2 separate regions of the Homo sapiens genome follow, and region 2 is linked to region 1. Evidence: chromatin loops called from intact Hi-C (ENCODE). Cell type or tissue: PC-3. All regions are shown on one strand. Links, peaks and the distances in the headings refer to the core of each region. The heading gives the core; the rest is flanking DNA.

Region 1 (4,499 bases), core at 190-4,189:
AAAAAACTAAAAAAAAATAAATAAAATAGTTAATGTAGAACATGGCCAAACTTAATTTTTTTCCTAAAAATTTATTAGCTTAGGAAATTTTTTAATGAAGTAAATGGAACAAAAGGTTTTATACTGAAAACTGATGTTTTCTACTAAGGACTACTATAATGAAAATGTGGTCTAAAGACACTGAATTGGGTTCACCTGAAAGAAATATTTTAAATGGCATTACTTCCAATAATTATTCTGGCAATTGGTAGGATTCTTGAACCTATCAAATACTTTAAACAAAATTTAAAAAAATACCTCAGTGATACGTTTTTCCTTTGAAGCATAGGTACAGTCTATAAATCAAGAACCAAAACAATCTGTTAGAACAGGGTTCACCAAACTAAGTTCAGACAAAATCCAGGCTGATGCCTGTTAGTCTTTAACTTTTGAGGTAAGAATGGTTTTTACTTTTTAATGGTTGGAAAAACATCAAAAGAATTTTCTGAGATCTGTCAATGTTATATAGAATTTATATTTATGTCCATAAATTCAGTTTTATTGAACTCAGCCTTGATTATTCATTTATCTATCATCTATGGCTGCTTTTGGACTACAAGGGCAGAGTCAAGTAGTTGTGACAGAAACTGTGTGGCCCACAAAACCTAAAATACTATCTGGCCCTTTACAGAAAAATAAATTGCCTACCTCTGCTTTAAAATATTTCATTAATCTGGAAAAGCTGGGTGTATTAGTATCATGAGTTTTAAATCCTTGACCTTAGTATTATTTAGGTTCTAACAGAGTGATCAAAGAAATAATTGGTTTGATCCTCAATTAGGAAAATTTTTCATTTTCATTCATGATTTAGGTACATTCTTGAGACCAACAAATAAAGTATTTGAAATAGCTTTCTTTCTCCTGAACTAAAACTTTACCTCTCAGCTGTCATCTTAGAGTAAAAGGGAAGACTAACATATCATTTTGTGCTGAGCCACATAATTAATGGACCAGTGCACACATTGATGGGTTTAGATGAAAAGCGACTGAAATTTGAACTATTAGCTTTCTCTTTCTTGTTACTTCAAAACTAGTTTGGGCTTTAAACATCGACTTACAGGTGTTTATCTTTTCTTAGTTGTCAGATAAATGGGGTTCCTGAGACATCATTTTGCAGTTTGGTCCACCTCAAAAAGAAAAACCCAAGAATCCCACAATTGAACTCCTTGATAAAGATTAGGCTATTTAAGGTTGTCCCCTTAAGGTTGCCTCTGTGGAGATATCCTTCAGAAATGAAAAATTTGAAGTATCATTATTGAGTACTAATTTACTGAGCAGTTATACAGAATGCTCTTTACCTTAAAATTTGAGTACTAATGAGAATTCAATTTGATAATTTATGGTAAATGGATTAAAACCTTTAATACTTATCTAAAAGCTATACATTTGAATTACTACCCTTATTGAAATTTAGACCACAAAAATTATTTTGTTTTAAGTAAAGTTTCTGGTCAGTGAAGGAGGGGATTATGGGGCATTTTTATTGAATATATTATGCTTTCCTGTACTGTATGAATTTTACAAATGAATATATATTACTTTTATTAGAAATATGATAGCGTTATCTTATATTCAGGAAGGGATATTAGCACTATTAATAAAAGTCAAACTAATATTTGTTTTCATGCCTTATTTCAGTTCAGAACTGTACAGTTGTAAGAAAAGTATGATGGGAACATATATGTGTTTCTGTTTAATATCTTAAAGTTAAATTGGATGTTTCTCATAAAATACAGCATGCTTTAAAATACAGATTGTTCTTTTATTTATTTATTTTATTATTATTATTATTTGAGACGGAGCCTCGCTCTGTTACCCAGGCTGGAGTGCAGTGGCCCTATCTCGGCTCATTGCAACCTCCGCCTCCCGGGTTCAAGCGATTCTCCTCCATCAGCCTCCTGAGTAGCTGGGACTAAAGGCGTGCGACACTACGCCCAGCTAATTTTTGTATTTTTTTAGTAGAGACAGGGTTTCACCATGTTGGTTGGCCAGGATGGTCTTGATCTCTTGACCTCATGATCTGCCCACCTCGGCCTCCCAAAGTGCTGGGATTACAGGTGTGAGCCACTGCAGCTAGCGAAAATACAGATTGTTCTATAGTTCTTTTTAGATACTAAAAATCTCCAATGAAGTTTTTGTTATTAATTGCAATTTTAATTCAGTATATAGGGTTAATAGTATGTTTTAAAATATGGCTTAAAACCTGACACAAAACAATAGAATGCTTTTCTTTGTCCTCAACCTGAAATACGTGCTGAACTACAATGAAGGCTGAGTTAGCTAATTATGATGTTTAAATATACAATTTACATGTATGCATAGTGTCATAAATCTTTGCAATGCTCTTTACTATTAGGGTTTGTTATTTAGTATTTTCCAGATGGATGCTTTTACGAGCCAAAACATAGGAACATTTTCTGAATTCACCTCTGGGCATTAAGACAAAAGAAGTAGAGGTATTATAACCTGACTTGTTTGAAACATCACTATGCTACTCTGAATGACAGTTTACAATTTACAAGTAGGGTGTGGCTAAAAAAGTCACTGAAGCAGACATAAGCATAGGTTTTCCCTCATACATACTTCCGGCCTGTCAGTCATGCCTCTCAAATGCTTTGTTGCACAGGCATGCCAATAAGTAAAACCACATTTTATCAGTTTTGTGCCCAAAGGCTTTTAAAAGGCCATGCAACCATATCAGTGTTTGAAAACCCCAGATTAAAGTTGAAGTCCTCAAGCAGATACTTTTCTTCCATTTAAAAGAGTAGTCTTGTATTTTCTTAAAGTGATTGATGTAAGAATGATAAAAACTTAATATTTTAACAAAATTGTTAAAACTTTGGTTATTTATCTTGCTTCCAACATTTTCTATAATTTTTACACATCTAAAAAATTCTAATGTGAATGAATTAAAATATGTATCATTTTCACTGAATGTATGCATATTAAGATATAGTAAAAACAGGCCGGACACGGTGGCTCACGCCTGTAATCCCAGCATTTTGGGAGGCTGAGGCGGGCAGATCACGAGGTCAGGAGTTCGAGACCAGCCTGGCCAACCAATATGGTGAAACCCAATCTCTACTGAAAATACAAAAATTAGCCGGGGGTGGTGGCAGCACCTATAGTCCCAGCTACTCGGGAGACTGAGGCAGAAGAATCGCTTGAACCCAGGAGGCAGAGGTTGCAGTAAGCCAAGATCGCGCCACTGCAATCCAGCCTGGGCGACAGAGTGAGGCTCTGTCTCCCAAAAAAAAATAAAAAATAAAAAGGTATAGTAAAAACACAACAAACAACAAAAGCCTTTGGCGACATTGACTGCACCTCCTTCTTCTGCTACCTGAAATATGTCATCCTTAAGTTTTAACTTAAAGGCATAGATTTGGGTAGCTGAAGCCAGATTTTAAGCCAATAAAAGTTGCACATGTATTTTAGCACTTTCTGGTTTTAGAAAACTGATTGATTCCCATTATCATCAATTTCAGAGCTGGCCATGGAGTTTTTGAGAATTTGTTAGCTTCTGGGATTGGAGAATGGGGTGAGAACTTAATGAGAGAAGTAGGGATCAGCAGAAAAAGAGAAGGGGGCTAAATCTGACTGAACATAAACAACTCTAGGCTGAATATTAGGTGGTTGGTTACATCTGTGACCCTGAATGGCTCTAGGAAATGTTTAGCTAAAATTGATAGTATGGATATGTTTTGGAGGAAAATGGTGTCTCCAACTTGGATTATGTCTTCTGATAACTACTGTTTATTGCTTGGCATATTAGAAGGTTTACTCTGAGTCGTTGTAGTTTTTTTTTGTCTGAAGTTCTTTCTAGCTGTCGATTGGCAAGGGTTTGTGAAATTACCCAGTAGTGCAGACAAAATGCAGGTATGGAAGTTAAAGTTACTATGCAGTGATGTATAAATGAATGTAGTACATTATTATATGCATATTTTTCTTTTTTTAAATTTAATTTAAAGTTCCAGGATACACGTGCAGGATGTGCAGGTTTGTTACATAGGTAAACATGTGCCATGGTGGTTTGCCTATCAACCCATCACCTAGGTACTAAGCCCTGCATGCATTAGCTATATTTATCCTGATGCTCTCCCTCCCCCTGCCCACCAAAAGGCCCCAGTGTGTGTTGTTCCCCTCCCTGTGTCCATGTGTTCTCATTGTGCACCTCCCATTTACAAGTGACAACATGTAGTATTTGGTTTTCTGTTCCTGCATTAGTTTGCTAAGGATAATGGCTTTCAGCTCCATCCCTGTCCCTCAAAGGACATGATCCTATTCTTTTTATGGCTGTATAGTATTCCATGTTGTGTATGTACCACATTTTCTTTATCCAGTCTATCATTGATGGGCATTTGGGTTGATTCCATGTCTTTGCTATTGTGAATAGTATATGCCTATTTTTCAACAATGAGATAAGAGAACCAGGAGTGTTGTCTATATCATATGTCGCTGTA
Region 2 (4,499 bases), core at 258-4,257, 63 kb after region 1:
CGCTGTATTAGTTCATTTGCATGCTGCTGATAAAGACATACCCAAAAGTGGGAACAAAAAGAAGTTTAATTGGACTTACAGCTCCATATGGCTGGGGAGGCCTCAGAATCATGACAGGAGGTGAAAGGCACTTCTTACATGGCCGAGGCAAGAGAAAAAATGAGGAAGAAGCAAAAACGGAAACCACTGATAAACCCATCAGATCTTGTGAGACTTATTCACTATCACAAGAATAGCATGAGACAGACCGACCCCCATGATTCAATTACCTCCCCATGGGTCCCTCCCACAACACGTGGGAATTCTGGGAGATACAATTCAAGTTGAGATTTGGGTGGGGACACAGCCAAACCATATCAAGCCCACAGAGCCAAAGCAAGACAAAGCAAAAAGAACAAATCTGGAAGCATCACATTACCCAACTTCAAACCATACCCTAAGACTACAGTCACCAAAACAGCATGGTACTGGTATAAAAATAGGCACATAGACCAATGGAACAGAATAAATAACCCAGAAATAAAGGCAAATATTTACAGCTAACTGATCTTCAACAAAGCAAACAAATACATAAAGTGAGGAAAGGACACCCGTTTCAATAAATGGTGCTGGGATAATTGGCTAGCTACATGCAGAAAATGAAACTGGATTATCATCTCTTACTTTATACAAAAATCAACTCAAGATGGATTGAAGTCTTAAATCTAAGACCTGAAACTATAAAAATTCTAGAAGATAACATCAGAGAAACCCTTCTAGACAGTGGCTTAGGCAAAGACTTCATGACTACAACCCAAAAGCAAATGAAACAAAAACAAAGATAAGTAGATGGGACTTAATTAAACTAAAAAAGTTTTTCTGCACTGGAAAAGAAATAATCAGCAGAGTTAACAGACAACCCACAGAAAGGGAGAAAATCTTCACAATCTATACATCTAACGAAGGACTAATATCCAGAATCTACAAAGAACTCAAATCAGCAAGAAAAAAAAACCCAACAATCCCATAAAAAAAGTAGGCTAAGGACATGAATAGACAATTCTCAAAAGAAGATAAACAAATGGCCAACAAGCATATGGGAAAATGCTTAACATCACTAATTATCAGGGTAACGCAAATCAAAACCACAATGTGATACCACTTTACTTCTGCAAGAATGGCCATAATAAAAGAATTTTTTAAAAAAATGTTGGTGTGGATGTGGTGAAAAGGGAACACTTTTACACTGTTGGTGGGAATGTAAACTAGTACAACCACTGTGGAAAACAGTGTGGAGATTCTGTGAAGAACTAAAAGTAGAACTACCATTTGATCCAGAAATCCCACTACTGGGATCTGCTCAGAGGAAAAGAAGTCATTATACAAAAAAGATACTTGCACCTGCATGTTTATAGTAGCAAAATTTGCAATTGCAAAAATATGGAACCAGTCCAAATACCAATCAACGAGCGGATAAAGAAAATGTGATATATATATACTATGGAATACTACTCAGCCATAAAAAGGAATTGAATAATGGCATTTGCAGCAACCTGGATGGAATTGGAGACTATTATTCTAAGTGAAGTAACTCAGGAATGGAAAACTAAACATCGTATGTTCTCACTCACAAGTGGGAGCTAAGCTATGACGACACAATATTGTAAGAATGATACAATGGACTTTGGAGACTCAGAGAAAATGGTGGGGGTGCGGTGAATGATAAAAGACTTCAAATTGGGTATAATGGACACTACTTGGGTGATGGGTGCACCAAAATCTCAGAAATCACCACTAAAGAACTTATTCATGTAACCAAACACAACCTGTTTCCCTAAAACCTATTGAAATAAAAAAAAAATAAAATGAACCATACCACCCAAAGCAATCTACAGATTCACTGCAATCCTTATCAAAATATCAATGACATTCTTCACAGAAATAGATAAAATAATCCTAAAAGTATTATAGAACCACAAACAACTCTAAATACCAAAGCAATGTGAGCAAAAAGACCAAAGCTGAAGGCACGCTACTAAAATATAATACAAAGTTATGGTAACCCAAAAAGCATGGAACTGGTATAAAAACAGACATGGGCTCGGGCGCAGTGGCTCACGCCTGTAATCCCAGCACTTTGGGAGGCTGAGGCAGGTGGATCATGAGGTTAGGAGTTCAAGACCAGCCTGGCCAACATGGTGAAACCCTGTCTCTACTAAAAATACAAAAATTAGCTGGGCGTGGTGGTGCGTACCTGTAGTCCCAGCTACTCAGGAGGCTGAGGCAAGAGAATTGCTTGAACCTGGGAGGCAGAGGTTGCAGTGAGCCGAGATCGCGCCACTGCACTCCAGCCTGGGCGACAGAGCGAGACTCTGTCTCATAAATAAATAAACAAACAAACAGACACATAGATCGATGGAACAGAATAGAGAACTCAGAAAGAAATCTACATCTTTACAGCCAACTGATTTATAAAACATAGATTAAAATTGGATCTCTCTGAATGTAATTTTTTTGATGATGTTACTTTACAGCCATATACATTTTTACATAATTATAAAATAAATAAAAGTGAAAGGCAGTTCTCAATAATCAGAAGCAAAATTAACTAAATGAACTTAGTAGTATAGTGGTCCCTCAGTATTAATGAGGGATTTGTCTCATGACTTCCCCCACCCCCAAGAATACCAAAATCTACTGATATTCATGTCCTTTATATAAAATGGCCTGGCATTTCCACATAACCTACACACATATTCCCAAAACACTTTAAATCATCTCTTGATTACTTATAACACTTACTATAATTCCTACACATTATTTCTTTAATGTGGATTCAACATAGCGTTTGGCTTGGGAAAAATTGAAGTTTTGCTTTTTGGAATTTCGTGGAATTTTTTTTTCTGAATGTTTTTGATCCATGGTTGGTGGAATCCATGGATGGGGAACTAACAGATATAGTGGCCTGACTGTGTATCAAATTTGTGGCATAACTTTATGAAGAACATGATTTCAAGTCACTTTAAAATATAAATGTTTTTTAATCGCTTGTGGGATGCATTTACAAAGAAAAGAACTGCAAAGAAATCTTAGAATTTTTTTTTAAGAGGTTTTGCTATATTGCCCAGGCTGGCCTCAAAGGCCTGGGCTCAAGCAATCCGCCTGCCTGAAGCCCCTTGCGTCACTAGGATTACAGGTGCATGCCACCACACCCAGCTTTTGGAATGCTTTTATAATTTTACAAGTAGGATTAATATTTGTATAATTATTCAAACATTCTATAAACATTGTATATATGTTGATAAAGCGCAGCCTGTGAGCCAAATACAGCCTATGACCAGTTCTTGTAAATAAAGTTTTATTAGAACGTAGCCATACTTATTTGTTTACATATTGCCGATGGCTGTTTCTGAGCTGCAGTGGCAGAGTTGAATAGTTGTGACAGAGACTGTGGCCTGCAGAGCCTGAAGTATTTACTATCTGGCCTTTACAAAAAAAGTTTGCCAACCTCTGTTCTAGCTCTTTCTCCAATACAATAACACGCTCAGGACAAGCACAGCATCCCAAATCTAAAAATCCAAAATGCTTCAAAATCTGTAACATTTTGAGTACTTTGGAATTAGGGTTGTGACTTTTTGTCTGTAATTCCGTATCACTGGCACTAAGGTTCTAAACAGTGCTAGGGCAGTGCTGTATATTATGACCAACGAGGTAGTTGTGTTGTTTCGATTCTGTTTGCTCCTGTATCTTAGGAGTAACTTAGAGAACAATGAGGAATTCTAATGAGGAATGAAGGTGATACAAAGCTGAGAGGATTTATCAGTAAAGGCCAGTGCAACAAAAATACTAAACAAGGTTATTCAGTCAAAAAAGAAAATATATCGGATAGATACTTGGAATGATATAAAGGAATGAAGAGTACCAAAATGGTAAATACATGGGTACATATAAAAGACTTTTTTTTTTACATTAAAAACTAGGAGCAAAAACAGTTTCAATGTATTATGGCATGTATTATATATAAAAGTGAAATTAATAACAATAGCACAGAAGATAGGAGGAATGAATATATACTGTTGTCATGTTCTTACACTATCCATGAAGTGGTATATTATTTGAAAGCAGATGGTTATAACTTAAACATGCATAAAGTAGTCCCCCCTTACCTGTGGGGGGTCCCCAGTGGATGCCTGAAAGCATGGATAATACTGAATCCTATATATACTGTGCATGGTTTTATTTTTCCTTCTTCACAATTTCATGGACAGAAAATGTTCTAACCATATATCTTAGCAACCTCAGCATATGATTTTTTAATCTTTCCTTATTATGTTGAGAACTTGCACATTTTCTTTTAAATTAAGCACTTTAAAAAGGTTTCTCTTTGGTATATCCGAATTGTCAGAATTACTACTTTTGAGCTTTGGGGCCATAATTTGGCAAACTAAAGGTAACTTGAACACAAGCACTGTAATAGTTTTACAGTTGATATAATAACTAAGATGGCTACTAAGTGACAA

The links. Peaks named below come from ENCODE experiments on the same cell type or tissue, not always from the same donor. Only the 100,000 strongest peaks of a DNase experiment are listed, where the experiment ranks them.
Region 2: a loop joins it to region 1, with 2.6 times the contacts of the local background. A loop is called at or near these places in 1 of 110 quality-filtered maps.

What each region holds. Positions count from the first base shown.
Region 1 is chr2:63,216,716-63,221,214 of GRCh38, forward strand. The region is part of intron 14 of WDPCP (WD repeat containing planar cell polarity effector); the gene reads right to left. Among named protein-coding and RNA genes, the nearest start is that of OTX1, 170 kb to the left of the region's middle. RefSeq lists a silencer at 2,425-2,625. In PC-3, for the core only: no CTCF peak of the experiment used is centred there; a DNase peak (open chromatin) is centred at 2,616; H3K27ac peaks cover 612 bases.
Region 2 is chr2:63,280,147-63,284,645 of GRCh38, forward strand. The region is part of intron 13 of WDPCP (WD repeat containing planar cell polarity effector); the gene reads right to left. Among named protein-coding and RNA genes, the nearest start is that of OTX1, 230 kb to the left of the region's middle. In PC-3, for the core only: no CTCF peak of the experiment used is centred there; no DNase peak of the experiment used is centred there.